2 separate regions of the Homo sapiens genome follow, and region 1 is linked to region 2. Evidence: chromatin contacts called from ENCODE Hi-C or POLR2A ChIA-PET data. All regions are on one chromosome and are shown on one strand. The core of a region is the stretch at or near the end of the contact, and the rest is flanking DNA. Distances in the headings are between cores, read along the strand shown. Region 1 holds the start of ZFHX3 (zinc finger homeobox 3). Region 2 holds the start of GLG1 (golgi glycoprotein 1).

Evidence for each region. Hi-C counts contacts between places; a loop is a spot of excess contacts on that map. ChIA-PET counts read pairs that join two places held with the same protein, here RNA polymerase II (POLR2A). Pooled maps may share reads with other maps.
Region 1: a loop to region 2 is called in a pooled map, with 4 times the contacts of the local background. The contact joins the promoter of ZFHX3 here to the promoter of GLG1 in region 2. A Hi-C loop is called at or near these places in 1 of 37 single-sample maps with no recorded cell type and 3 of 50 pooled maps. POLR2A ChIA-PET finds 5 or more read pairs at or near these places in 1 of 52 experiments (GM10248).

What each region holds. Positions count from the first base shown.
Region 1 is chr16:73,045,682-73,051,993 of GRCh38, forward strand. It overlaps ZFHX3 (zinc finger homeobox 3), which reads right to left and starts at 2,447. Exons shown (of 10, transcript NM_006885.4): 1 at 2,071-2,447. LOC124903719 (a long non-coding RNA gene) reads left to right here and starts at 1,897. Exons shown (of 2, transcript XR_007065116.1): 1 at 1,897-2,119; 2 at 4,445-5,107. RefSeq lists enhancers at 1,741-2,276, 2,813-3,348 and a silencer at 2,038-2,887.
Region 2 is chr16:74,602,903-74,609,152 of GRCh38, forward strand. GLG1 (golgi glycoprotein 1) reads right to left here and starts at 4,212. Exons shown (of 26, transcript NM_001145667.2): 1 at 3,755-4,212. The coding sequence starts at 4,192. RefSeq lists silencers at 3,783-3,962, 4,193-4,382.

The DNA.
Region 1 (6,312 bases), core at 1,197-3,696, 1.6 Mb before region 2:
TATTGAATAGTTAGCAAGTGTTTCTCAATAGTTCCCTGTTCATCAACACTGTTTTCAGGAGAAATGGAAAACAGTAGCTCTATTTCATAGAAAGTACAGCCATTTCAAAAAAAAAAAAAAAAGTGGGGGGGGGTTGTTGAGAGAGGGAAGTGACCCATGTCATAAAGACAGAAGGTCTCCAAGTCACTTAATTCCTTGTGATTCTGAAAGGGCTGTTTTTAAAGTCTAAAAGTGCTCGCTTCTGCATCTGCTCCATGTTGTTAAATAACACTTGTGTAATTAAATAAAAGAGCCAACTGTGACCCCAGCCCACTCTGAGAGGCACTTTACATGCTTTCTGAAAACTATGCTGGAAACACCATGAGGAGAACTCCTTAGTCCTGTAATTTAGCAAAGGGAGAGAGAAAAAGTTTCTTTTGGCCATCATAGCTACACACTCTCTGAAAGGGTGCCTGCAGGGTCTCTGCAAAACAGAATGAACACAAATACAGGCGTGCAAACATCCAGGTATGTACCTCTCTGTGAAGACCCCATTCTTGAAACCCTTCAATTATTTGGAACCGTGGTCTCCTGACTTCCCTCACACCTCACTTTTGCCTTCATTGTTTTTCATGTTTGAGTAGCAAGAGGGATTCAGAATCTCAGGCTGCCAGTGGCTGTTCTGATAACAAGGAGCAGACTCATGTTTCTTGCTACGGCCTTTCTTGATCAGGTTACCTTGGAAGGTGTATGTTTTCCTACCCAATGCAGTCCCCACCACAGCACTCTCGTGTCCTCCTCCAGCCCAGCCTCCTGGAACTCGTGATTTTCAGGGTTTCCCTTGAAACCTATCCAGAAACCACAGCCATTAACTGAACGTGAAGATTTGACACCTCCTGAATTCAGGAATGAGGGAACTCGAGGGGCCAACTCTACAAACTCGCACCTGCTGCTTGACGGCAAGGAAACAGAGTTTCCCCAGCTAGGGTGAGCTTTAAATTATACACTATTTATTTAGTGACTTGTCTCCAAGGATCTCAAAGCATAGAGAGAAATAAGATGATGTGTAACTTTCTCACAATCTACCTTCAAGGCTTTGCCCTGGTGCATTCTGACAAGCAGGACCCAGTATGAAGGAGAGGCCTTCCTTCTGTGCCCAGGCAGAGCCATCTGTTCTCTCTGGGGTTTTCTGTCAGTGGCTTTAGGGAGTCTTCAAGGACTGTTAAATGACACAGAGGGTGGGGGGAGGGATGACCCTCCTGGATTCACCTGCTCACGGCTTTCACTTAAGCCAGTTTAACACAGGAGGTACCACTGTGCCACGCAATTCCCTCTTAGCACACACCATGCGTGAGCTGCAGTCTTTGCCCTCCAGGCCTTTTCCTATCATAACACAGGTGTGTCCAAGGCAGAAAAGAACATTTTCCAGAAGGTTCGTTTCCCTCCAAGCCTACAATGCTTCTTTTTGTTGTTATTGTTTTTCTGCTACTGACCTAAACATAGGCATTCCTCCTCCTAACAGGATAAAAATCTTGACTCTCTCCTTTGCATCAGCTCCCCACCCCGCCCCTGCCCAAGGAAATAAATGCTCTGACTTTTCCAAGAGTGCGAAAAAACTAAAATTAGAGGGTGGACAAGATGATCTCCAAAGGTGCCCTCCAGCTCCAAAACTCTGATTCTCCCTTTAATTACTCCACAAGCGCATTCTTCACATTGTTTCGAACTGACCAGCGACTTCTCCAGGGCTGAAAAGGGTGCATTTTTAGGCGGAGGCACCCAAACTTCTAAATGACACCAGTACCACAAGTATTCAGAAGGCAGGAACTAATCCAAAAGCAGACTCAGGAAAGGAGGAGGGAGGGGAGGACAGAGGGAAGGGAAGGAAGGAGGAAGGAAGAGCTTTACTGTGTGCCCAGCAGAATTTAGGCGCTCTCACCCTAGGTAGGTGGCAACTGGAGTCTGGGAGTTCAAGTGCATCCAGCCTGCCCTTCCCCCACACGCCCCAAGAGAATGGGAAGTTCAGCCAAGACTCGCAGCACCTGCCCGCGGCTCCAGGCCGGCTGCGCGGACCCGGAGGGAGGCTGCACTCACCTGGCACACCAAGCCTCCGCGCACCTCCGGAGGGAGGCGGCACTTGCAGGTCCGGGGGCCGCGCCGCCATGCGCAACAACGGGAAATTCCAGTGGCACCCGAGCCCCGAGCTCACCCACCCCAGGCGGCATGCTCCCCACCTCCCGCTGGCCCCAGGACTCGGAGGTGGCTCTGGTCAGGAGCAGGGGGCCCGGAGACAGGGGAGGGGAGCTCATGGTGGCGGCAGGGCTGGCGGTCGGCCCGTCCCCGGAGGGAGGTCCCCGGGACGCGGCGGGGATTCACCCACGGGGCGCGGCGCTGGCGTCCGGGTCCCCGGCCTGCCCGCCGCCGCCGCCTCCTCCTCTGCCGCCGCCCGCCCGGAATCGCTTTATGTAAATGAAGCCCAACTCGCAGTTTGCAGCGCGCACCGCCCGGGGAAGGGGGGCGGGCGGGGCGGGGGGCCTTCGGGGATCCACATTACACAGCAACAAAGCGGAAGGTTAATTTGAAACTCACAGCCCCGCTGCCGCTCGGCTCCCCGGGCAAAGCCTGACATCTACAGTCGTGCCGGGCGCAGGCCGGGTTGCTCGGCGGCGACCGCGCCCGCCCGCCCGCAGGGACCCGGGGACGCACAGGGACGCGCGGGACCCGGGCGCTCAGCTGCGCTCGCTCCGCTTGGGGCGCGGGCCTTGGGGCAGGCCGGGGGTCCCGCGCACCCGCCTGGGGCCAGGAACCCTCGCCGCTCGGCCTGCGCCGCCCCGGGAACCGGCCCCGGCGGGAACAAAGCCCAGGCCCTCCCGGAGGCGCTGACCCCTCGCTCATCAAAGGTCAGGGGCCGGCCTAGAATCGGGCGAGAAGAAAGGGACGCGCCCTCGGCCACTAAAAGGAGCCTGAGGCCTCCGAACCGGAGCCATCGCTCCCTGGGCCCCGTCCACGTCACAGCCAGGCCACTCAAGCATGGGGACAGGAGCCAATGTGGACAGGAATTTATTGGAAACACACACCCATCCTATTAACTGCTTTACAGAGCACTTCTGTTTTTCAGTTGCAGAAACTTATAAAAACATCCCCCTGCTCTCCGTTGAGAGTTTAAGGATAGTTTTTGAGGCCAGAGAAAGAGAAAAGGAGAGATCACTAGAAAGATAGGAAGAAAAGAAGTGGGAAGAAAAGGAGATGCAGTCTACCATGTAAGCCTCCAGGCTCCTTAGCCTCACCTTATAAAGCCACATCACCGCAGAGATAGCAAAGATCGTGCCCTTTCCCAGGGAGTTCCTACCGCCAGGGTAAGATTTAAAGCGGCCACCCCAGTTGGTCAAAGTGATTGCTGGGCGCCTTTCTATCTCCCCAAGTTCACCTTTTCCAGTTGGTCAAAGCGATTGCTGGGCGCCTTCTATCTCCCCAAGTCCACCTTTTTCCATTCTCATCTGAAAGCCAGCCCCAAAGAAATCTCACCGGAAGTCCTCTGTCCTCCCTGTCAGAATCCCACCCTCAGTCTGAATTTACTCCCGATTCTCACAGCACAGAAAGGCACCTGCTTTTACCCTTTCTGAAAACCACCCACCCAGGCTGGCCTTACAGCCTGGAGAGTCTTTTCCTCGGGCACAATAATGAACCATGCAAGTGTTAGAAATATAATCAGCTCATGAGGCGAAGAGCAGTATGTATGGAATTGTATTAGCATGAGGCACACACTGACTCGGGAGAAAAAGGGATGCTTAGCTGGTGAAAACCATCACATCCCCGTATAGAAGGCTTTTTGCACAATGTAAGTTGGGTTCAGATTAATGTAAGTATCTAACCTGTTGGGTACAGACAGCCCCTTTCTACATTTTAGTCCAGAATAGATTCTGGGGAAATTTATTTATTTATTTATTTATTTCAGCTAAGGCCCTGGGAGAAAAGACTGCCTCCAGGGAATCATGTCCGATTAGGGACAAAGGAGGGCACAAGCCCAATTCAGTCACACGTGAGAGCACGGGGGCCGGGTGGGGGGAGTTAAGAGCCAACAGGGAAGGTGGAGGATGAGTTTGCAAACCAGACTATGGTCACTGCAGAGCTGCTTCCAGACCACCTGACTTCAGGCCCAAGAACAGGTGGTGTTTTCAAAACACACTGTTATTTATATTGGCCATATAAGTTGAGAACACCTTAAAGAAAACAATTAATAATTTAATTGAAAAAGTGACTATGAATAAGACATGAAGATGACGTATGCTAGCAGGACCGCAAGCAACGTGGCCCACAACGCAGAGATGCCTCTGGCAATCTCTCCGGAAAAACGAAGATTCCTTACCTGGGATAGGTAAGGCCTGCTGGATAAATTAAAGACAACAAGAAAATGTTGATACTCTCAGAAAATCTAATTTTGCTGCTTTATCTTCATTTTTATTAACAGGGGACAACCTCGTAATCTGGTGACATCATGATCCTGGTAGGCCCACAGACAAATACCTTCAATAAAATAAAAGCTAGAAAGCCCAAAGAACAAGCTATTAAAGTAACCTGGGAGGATGCAGCACTGCCTGGGCAGAAGGCCCGGACGGGATCTGCCCTAATACTGCCACTGTCCCAAGAGGCAGACCCTGCAACCTGCCTCCTGCACTTGAGAGGCCTGACAAGTAGAACTGAGAGTGACCCTGAGTTCCTTTTCTTTATCTGGCACCAGCTACACACATGATGAGGCCTAGTCAAGCCTGCCTTTGTTCCAGGCAAAAATTTAACAGGTAATCCACAGGCAGGTGATCTATGGCCTCTGTACATTATGGAAATGAGGGACTACACACAAGCTGGGTGTCACCTCTACTAAAACTCATTTTCCTTATTCATAAAAACAATACCTCTTCAGAGGGAATTGGCAACTTCTGCACTTACATATGAAATCAGGAGTTCCTCTGAAATACTCCTTGCAAATTCTATCCTCCAGCTCTGGAAGCCCTGGCTCTTCGGAGGGCAGCTGCCTGATGTTAAACCCATGGCCTACCCAGCAGTGACAGCCTGACATTCTCATCGCTCCATCCTGAACACTGCTGACAAATAAACCCACTCTCAGAAAAGGCAATTCTTCCCTCGCAGTTCTCCATACCCAGTCTCGTCTCATCTGGAAAGCGTAATTGGCAACAGCCGAAAGGATAAATATTTAAAAATAAATCAGGGAGCGCTAACCCCTTCCCTACTCCTCCCCTTACCCACTCTCCAAGCCAGAGGCCTGCCCCCTAACGCTGAGCTGGCTGGTAAATTACAATGATTCTACCGAGCCAAACCTGCTTGTCTCTCTCTTTCTCTACACATACACACTTACTAATGCTGTATCCTTCCACTTTTGCAAAGGTAAATATGATCTCTAAGATACAGTGGATGTCAGCATTCTGACTTCCAGCGTAACCTGGGCTCTCTTTTCACAGTACAGCGGGTTTAGACAGATTTGTGCACCCTTCCGGGTTCTTCTATTTTTATTAAATTATACGTATACATTGATTTTTAAAACTAGTGCTTAAATAACCCGGAGGCTTTAACAAAGAAAAATCCAGAAGAGGGCAAGAAACAAAAACAAACGTTCCTGAAATAAACAAGGAACCATTTGGAGCTGAATTGGCCTGAGTTCACCCCATGATTTTGAGGCAGTTATATTTAGGGGCCTGGTACCCGCTGGGTGGCCGAGCCCTCCTGGGTATGGAACAGAATGCAGAAGTTCCTCAGAACAGCTCACATTTGCCTTCATAACCATTGGAAGCTGGTGTGCCAAGGCCTGCACACAGATGTTTTGATTCACATTTTTCTGCTGAAGCCTCAAGGCCTCCATCCATCCCTACAGTGCTAATTCCATAGATTAATTTTTACCCCCAAATCGTAGGTGGAACATTATCTAATTTCCTTACCCACCCTCCCCAGCTCAGGTGCTAAATCTGTCAATGATATCCCACAACAAAGATACAAATGAGTAACCATTTTTTAAAAGCTGTGATTTCGGAGAGTTTTTCTAAATTAATTTTAAGTTACAAAGCCCCAAGTTTTAAGAAAGCCAAAATACAGAAGTTGCCTTAAAACAGCTTTACATGTTAGGTAAAGAGCTCTCTCTCTCTTTCTCGCTCCTTCTTTTTTAAACAAAAATATTATTTCTGAAAGGGCAAAGGGAATTTGCCATGCAAGACTTTTAAACACAGGGGGATTCTTACATTTGTGTTTCTAAACCTTGAAATTGAGAATTTTAATGAAAAGGCGGACAGATGCTTAAGGACAGCATCGCAATCTGGGTCCATACATTAC
Region 2 (6,250 bases), core at 2,962-5,461:
TGTAATCCAGCAGTTTGGGAGGCCGACGCAGGCAGATCACCTAAGGTGAGGAGTTCAAGACCAGCCTGGCCAAGGTGATGAAGAGGCTGAGACAGGAGAATCACTTGAACCCAGAAGGCAGAGGTTGCAGTGAGCCAAGATTGTGCCACTGCACTCCAGCCTGAGCAACAGGGCAAGACTTCGTCTCAAACAACAACAACAACAACAACAGCAGCAGCAGCAGCAGCAGCCAGGCGCAATAGCTCATGACTGTAATCCCAGCACTTTGGGAGACCAAGGTGGGCAGATCATGAGGTCAGGAGATCAAGACTATCCTGGCCAACATGGTGAAACTCTGTCTCTACTAAAAATACAAAAATTAGCTGGGCGAGGTGGTGCGTGCCTGTAATCCCAGCTACTTGGGACGCTGAGGCAGAAGAACTGCTTGAACCAGGGAGTCAGAGGTTGCAGTGAGCCGAGATCACACCACTGCACTCCAGCCTGGCAACAGAATAAGACTCCGTCTCAAAAAAAAAAAAAAAAGAAAATCTAATCTATGAACATCACAAACTTTTTATTAGAGACGGTGTCTCACTATGTTGCCAGGCTGGTACTGAACTCCTAGCTCAAGCAATCCTCCTGCCTCAGCCTCCCAAAGGGCTAGGATTTCAAGTGTGAGCCACTGCGCCCGGCTGAACACCACAAACTTCTAAGGAACCAAGGTCTCCATCTGAAACTTCGAAATACAAGACACTAGTGGAAAAAAAAAAAGTGCTACTGGCCATTTCAACCAAGAATAAGTAAAGTATTTTAAAATGACTGACAACATCAAGCATGCCTTCCTTATCACATACTAAGCAACAGTATCTTCTCTTTCTTTGGTATTATTACTCCACCTACTAGAACAGCCCAGGGAATATTTTTTCTTTTCTGCCTTACACTTTCTAATTTTTTGTTTTTATTTAAATAACTTGAACTACTAATAATTATACACACACAACTAGGACTACTAACACACCATTACTGGCTATTACATCTATTATTTCATAGTGGACCCATGATATACTTGGCCTTTTTAAAAGCATGACTCATCCGAGAGCGTTAAAAAAAAAAAAAAAGAATCCCAAGGCCAGGCACAGTGGCTCACAACTCTAATCCCAGCACTTTGGAAAGCCCAGCTGGGAAGATCACTTGAACCCGGAATGTGGAGGCTTCAGTGAACTCTCAAACCCAGAAGACTGAGGCTGCAGTGAGCTATGACTGCACCACTGCACTCCAGCCTGGATGACAGAGCGAGACCCTGTCTCCATAATAAAAAATTTTTTTTCAGAAAGAAAAGTTCCATAAGGTTCCAAAAAGCAAAAGTTAAGTTTGACATATGCCAAGTACTACAGTGAATCCACATGAATGAACTGATATGTAGGCACTGTACTAGGTATCACAAGTATTTTAGAGAAGACAAGAATTCGGAAGGGTGTGCACAGATGATATGGAAATACGACACCATTTTATACGGTATAAGGTACTTGAGCGTCCTTGGATTTCAATATCTGCAGGAGGCCTGGAACCATCCTCCAGTGATACCAAGGAACAACTGTACTCATATGCTCTGCCTTTTCATAATTCCAATAATGGGTACGGATAGGAAAATGTTCCCTGCATTTGCATGCAAAGGGACAGAAAAGTACATATATCTATTTCACTATCAAATAGTTCTACTTACTGAACAGCAAATACAAAACATATTCTATACATGTTTCTTCAAATGTGCCTAACTAGTTTACTTCTTTAAGTTATGCTCTTTCAAACACATAGATCAGATTTAATTAACTCCCAGACTAAGCAGAATGAAATTTCCTTTCGCTGTCTTTAAAGAAAAAGAAAATAGGGTGGGGGTGGTGGCTCACACCACTAATCTCAGCACTTTGGGAGCCCGAGGCTGGCAGATCACAAGGTCAGGAGATCGAGACCATCCTGGCCAACATGGTGAAACCCTGTCTCTACTAAAAATACAAAAATTAGCTGGGCGTGGTGGCGCTCGCCTGTAGTCCCAGGTACTCAGGTGGCTGAGGCAGAATTGCTTAAAGCCGGGAGGTGGAGGTTGCAGTGAGCCAAGTTCAAGCCACTGCACTCCAGCCTGGCGACAGAGTGAGACTCCATCTCAAAAAAAAGAAAAGAAGTTTAAAAATAACTCCACCTCCTGAAGAATACACATAGGTGTTCACAGTACTCTTCCTTCATTATTTCTGTATGTAAAAACTGGAGGAAAAAACATTAAATTGGAAATTTGGTCCCTCCACCTCCCCCCAACCCCCCAAAACCCCCATTTCCAATTTATATGACGCCTTTCCTCCTCTGGAGCATAAAACTGCCTCCTTTAAGTGGAGGTTTCCAAATGTCCGGAATACACATGAAGGATATATACACTCCTTGAATAGGCCACTTTTTGCCACTTTCCCTAATAATGTGCTGTTTCTACCACAAACTACTACTAATTGTTTGGTCACCAGTATTAGGATCCTAGTTTGATGAAACGACATCTATTATGTGTCCTCAAAGAGCGAAAAGAAAATTCCAAAAAGTTCGACAGAGTTAGGAATATTAGCTGTATCTACCAGAGGACTATCCCTCTAGTCGTTAAGCTGAAGATGAGAAGTCAGGTAAGGCCTCACATTTCTAGGGGCTCTGGAAACTTCCTTTCTTTCTGTCTCCTGCTTATGTATGTCTTTTCCTCTATCTGAATTGCTTTTGTATAGAATACTAGAACACGAGATGAAGGGGGGAAATGCCAAGAGAAGCAAATTTCTACAAGCAAGTGGTCTTGCTATAGCTTGAACGCCTTAAACAAATCTGATATTTAAAAAAAAAACCAAAAACAGTATCAAGTGGTAGCTTCATTCTATTTGTCCACCTTTAGGGCTAATTTTATATACCTACACCTCTGGAAAAAGTTACTACTGTCAGATTTGCTCCCAAACTTTGAGAATTGTCATTATGGTCTGCAGCATTAAACCTAGATTATAAATTATCAATGTCACTTGATTATAAATTATCAATGTCACTCAACTGAATCACACCAAGCAACGACAAATGTAGATTTCATTAAGAGATACTGTTAAAATCACATTCAGACCTCAGAAAGGCAAGATCCCATAACCCAGTCACAAACACAGCTTCAAACGCTTCCCCAACTTTTCAAGCTTTGGGGCGCCAAGTCACTGGGAGTTAACAGCTTAAACATGGGGTTCAATACAACTGACCAAAGGAAGTGAAGAAAACAAAGCATACATTAATTTCAGCACCAAAAATATGGATTTGCGAATTACATCTACTGCTAATAAACAGATCATTCTTTACAGCCTAAGTACGCCAGGCATTTTTTTATGTTTAAATGGCTTGCCACAAATTGTCCTAGTCGAAACTGATGGCAAAATCCTAAACTGATCTTCGGCGAGGAGACACTCTGCATAGAGCATCACACAAAAGACAGGAGCGAACAGACACGCTCTGGGCCTCGGCGGATTGCGGCCAGGAGCCCAGGTTTTCGTCCCAGACCCCGGCAACAGGGAGGGAAATAAGGGCGGGGGAAAGAAGGAGTGGGAGTGGTATCCTTTTCCCTGAAAGCGCCTGGGAGTGAGGAGCAAAGAGGGAAGGAGCGAGTGCAGCACAGAGGAAGCAAGGAAAGCAGCCGACCGGCGTCAGCGGCTTCCAAGGCCGGCAACACCCTCGGGCCCGCACCAGGCCTGGCCCTCCCGGCTTCGTCCCACCTCCTCACCTCCCTCACATCCTGCAGGCACTCGAGCACCGCCAGGTTGTTGCTCCAGGTGTGCTTAGGGCACACGCGGGTCACGTCCTCCCTGCAGGACTCTTCCTCCGCCAGCTTCCAGCCCCCACCAGCCCCCGCTCCTCCCCGCCGGGCCGGAGGCCCACCCGCCGGGAAAGGCGGCTGCGGCGGCTGAGGCTGCTGTTGCTGTTGCTGCTGCTGCTGTTGCTGCTGAAGCTGCGATGACTGAGGCAGCTGGGGCAGCTGCTGACCCGCCGGGCCGCCGCCTCCGGCCTGCCCTACGAAGGACACAAAGTTGGCCCCGGGACCCTGGCCCTGGCTGTGGACGCCCTGGCCGGGGAGTTTCTCGGCCCCGGCCGCGAATAGCAGCAGCAGATGCAGCGCCGCCGACAAGCGGAACATCCTCCGTACACGTCCACACGCCGCCATCTTGAGTCCGCGGCGAGCTCGACGCACTCGCCGGCGCCGCGTATTTAAATGAGGGGGTGGAGACGCTGGGCGTGGCAGCGTGGCCCTGCCGAGCCCCGCCCCGCCGGCGCCGACCCGCGAACCCAGAGTGGGGCGAAGGAGGAGGCCGTGCTGGAAACCGCACACACCCTGGACCGGCGGGCGGGAGAGCGGCGCTCCTTACCCGGGGGGGTTGCTGGGGTTTCTTAAAAAGCCCGGGCAGGGCGGCCTACTCTAATTCCATTTGCTGTCACAAAAAAAAAAATCAAGGGAATTGGGGTTGCCACAACCAAAATGGCCGGTAGAATATGTCGCCGGTTCAATGACTTGGAAAACAAAAACTTTATATGTAGAGGTGAACTTTGCACAACCAGGTGTATTACGGAATCGGAAAGCCTCTCCTTGTATCGCTCCCTCCTTCCTTCCTTCCTTCCATCTGCCTCAGAAGTCTTTCTTAGCCAAAGAGAGAGACAGCATTGAATAGGGTTAAGAGCATAAGTTCTGGGGTAAGAAAAAAAATTAAGGTTATAATCCTTGCTCTGGCAGGGTACGCAAGAGCTCAAATGTAAAGTACCATTGGCAAGATTCGAAATAATAATTTAAGTGCCTGGCCCACAACACTGAACTCAAAAAGTCACAGCCAGTATTGTTAATAAACTGGGAAGCCGTTTATGCATGAATCCTGATTTTAAGCCAGCATTTAGATTCATGTTTAAAGGATGAAAAAATAATAATAAAACACATCTTTGAGGACTCGGGTTAAGTCTGTGTGTCGGTAACTGTTCTCATTGACCTGCATGCAACACCGCAGGCACCCCACACTAGCATCCCCTCCCTGTCCTTAGGAGAGAGGATATGTTCCCAAAGCCTCTTCACATCCGCTGTGTAATCTGAGCCATGCATCAGGCCTGCGTTAGGTTCTCATTTAACTGAAGAATGGCACAGAGATGTTAACAGTTCTGCGTGGAGGGATTAAATGAGCTGCCCAAGAGGAACTCTGCCATCCTGTAGACAGCTAGGCTAGCCACCAGAATCCCTGGGGCTTCCCACCACCCTGGCGCACTTTCATCCCACTCTGTCCATGCACATGTTGGGGAATGAGGGCAGTTTGGGTTGTGTAATCTCCACTGGTCATTGTGTCCAAAAATGCGAATTACATCTACTGTAGTAAACAGACAGCTTCTGCTGTCCTGACCCGCAAATGAGCAGTCAAGACCAAGTTAGACATAACTAGAACCTGAAAAGTCAGGAGCTCAGGGAACCCAAAAGGAGCTCCTGAGACTGAAGATATTCTGTGAGTACAAATTACCCACTGTGGCTGACCCCAGGCCTCTATCATGGGGAATGAGAGCTTGTTGGCATCTCCACCAACGGTCACCTTTGCTACTGTCATAAAATGATCATGAGGCTGCTGCTAACCTTGAGCACTGACTAAGGCAGCCCCATGTTTATTAGCAAACACATGGCATAGGTAAGTTTCAGTCAGGCAGGCTGGACACATCACCAGAAGTCCTTGAGATGTCACTAGCGTATGTTAATTTTTTTTTTTTTTTTTTGAGACGGAATCTCACTCTGTTGCCCAGGCTGGAGTGCAGTGGCGTGATCTCTGCTCGGAGCTGCCACCTCCACCTCCTGGGTTCAAGCAGTTCTCCTGCCTCAGCCTCCGAGTGGCTGGGATTACAGGCATGTGCCACCACACCCAGCTAATTTTTGTATTTTTAGTAGCGACGGGGTTTTGCCATGTTGGCCAGGCTGGTCTCGAACCCCAAACCTCAGGCGATCTGCCCACCTCAGCCTCCCAAAGTGCTAGGATTACAGGCGTGAGGTACTGCGCCTGGCCTCCATTAATTTTCAATGCTGAGTCTGCATGTGTTCAGACAAGTGGGAGATTATTTTAAGCCAGTTTAACTAGAAATTGACAATCCTAGATAAGCCATCAGTTACTTATCTTTCAGCCTGAACTGAGGAAACCACAGCCACAGATTGCCTCCAGAGATAGGGAGGAGTACACATGGCTATCTTGAAATCTCAGTCACCAAG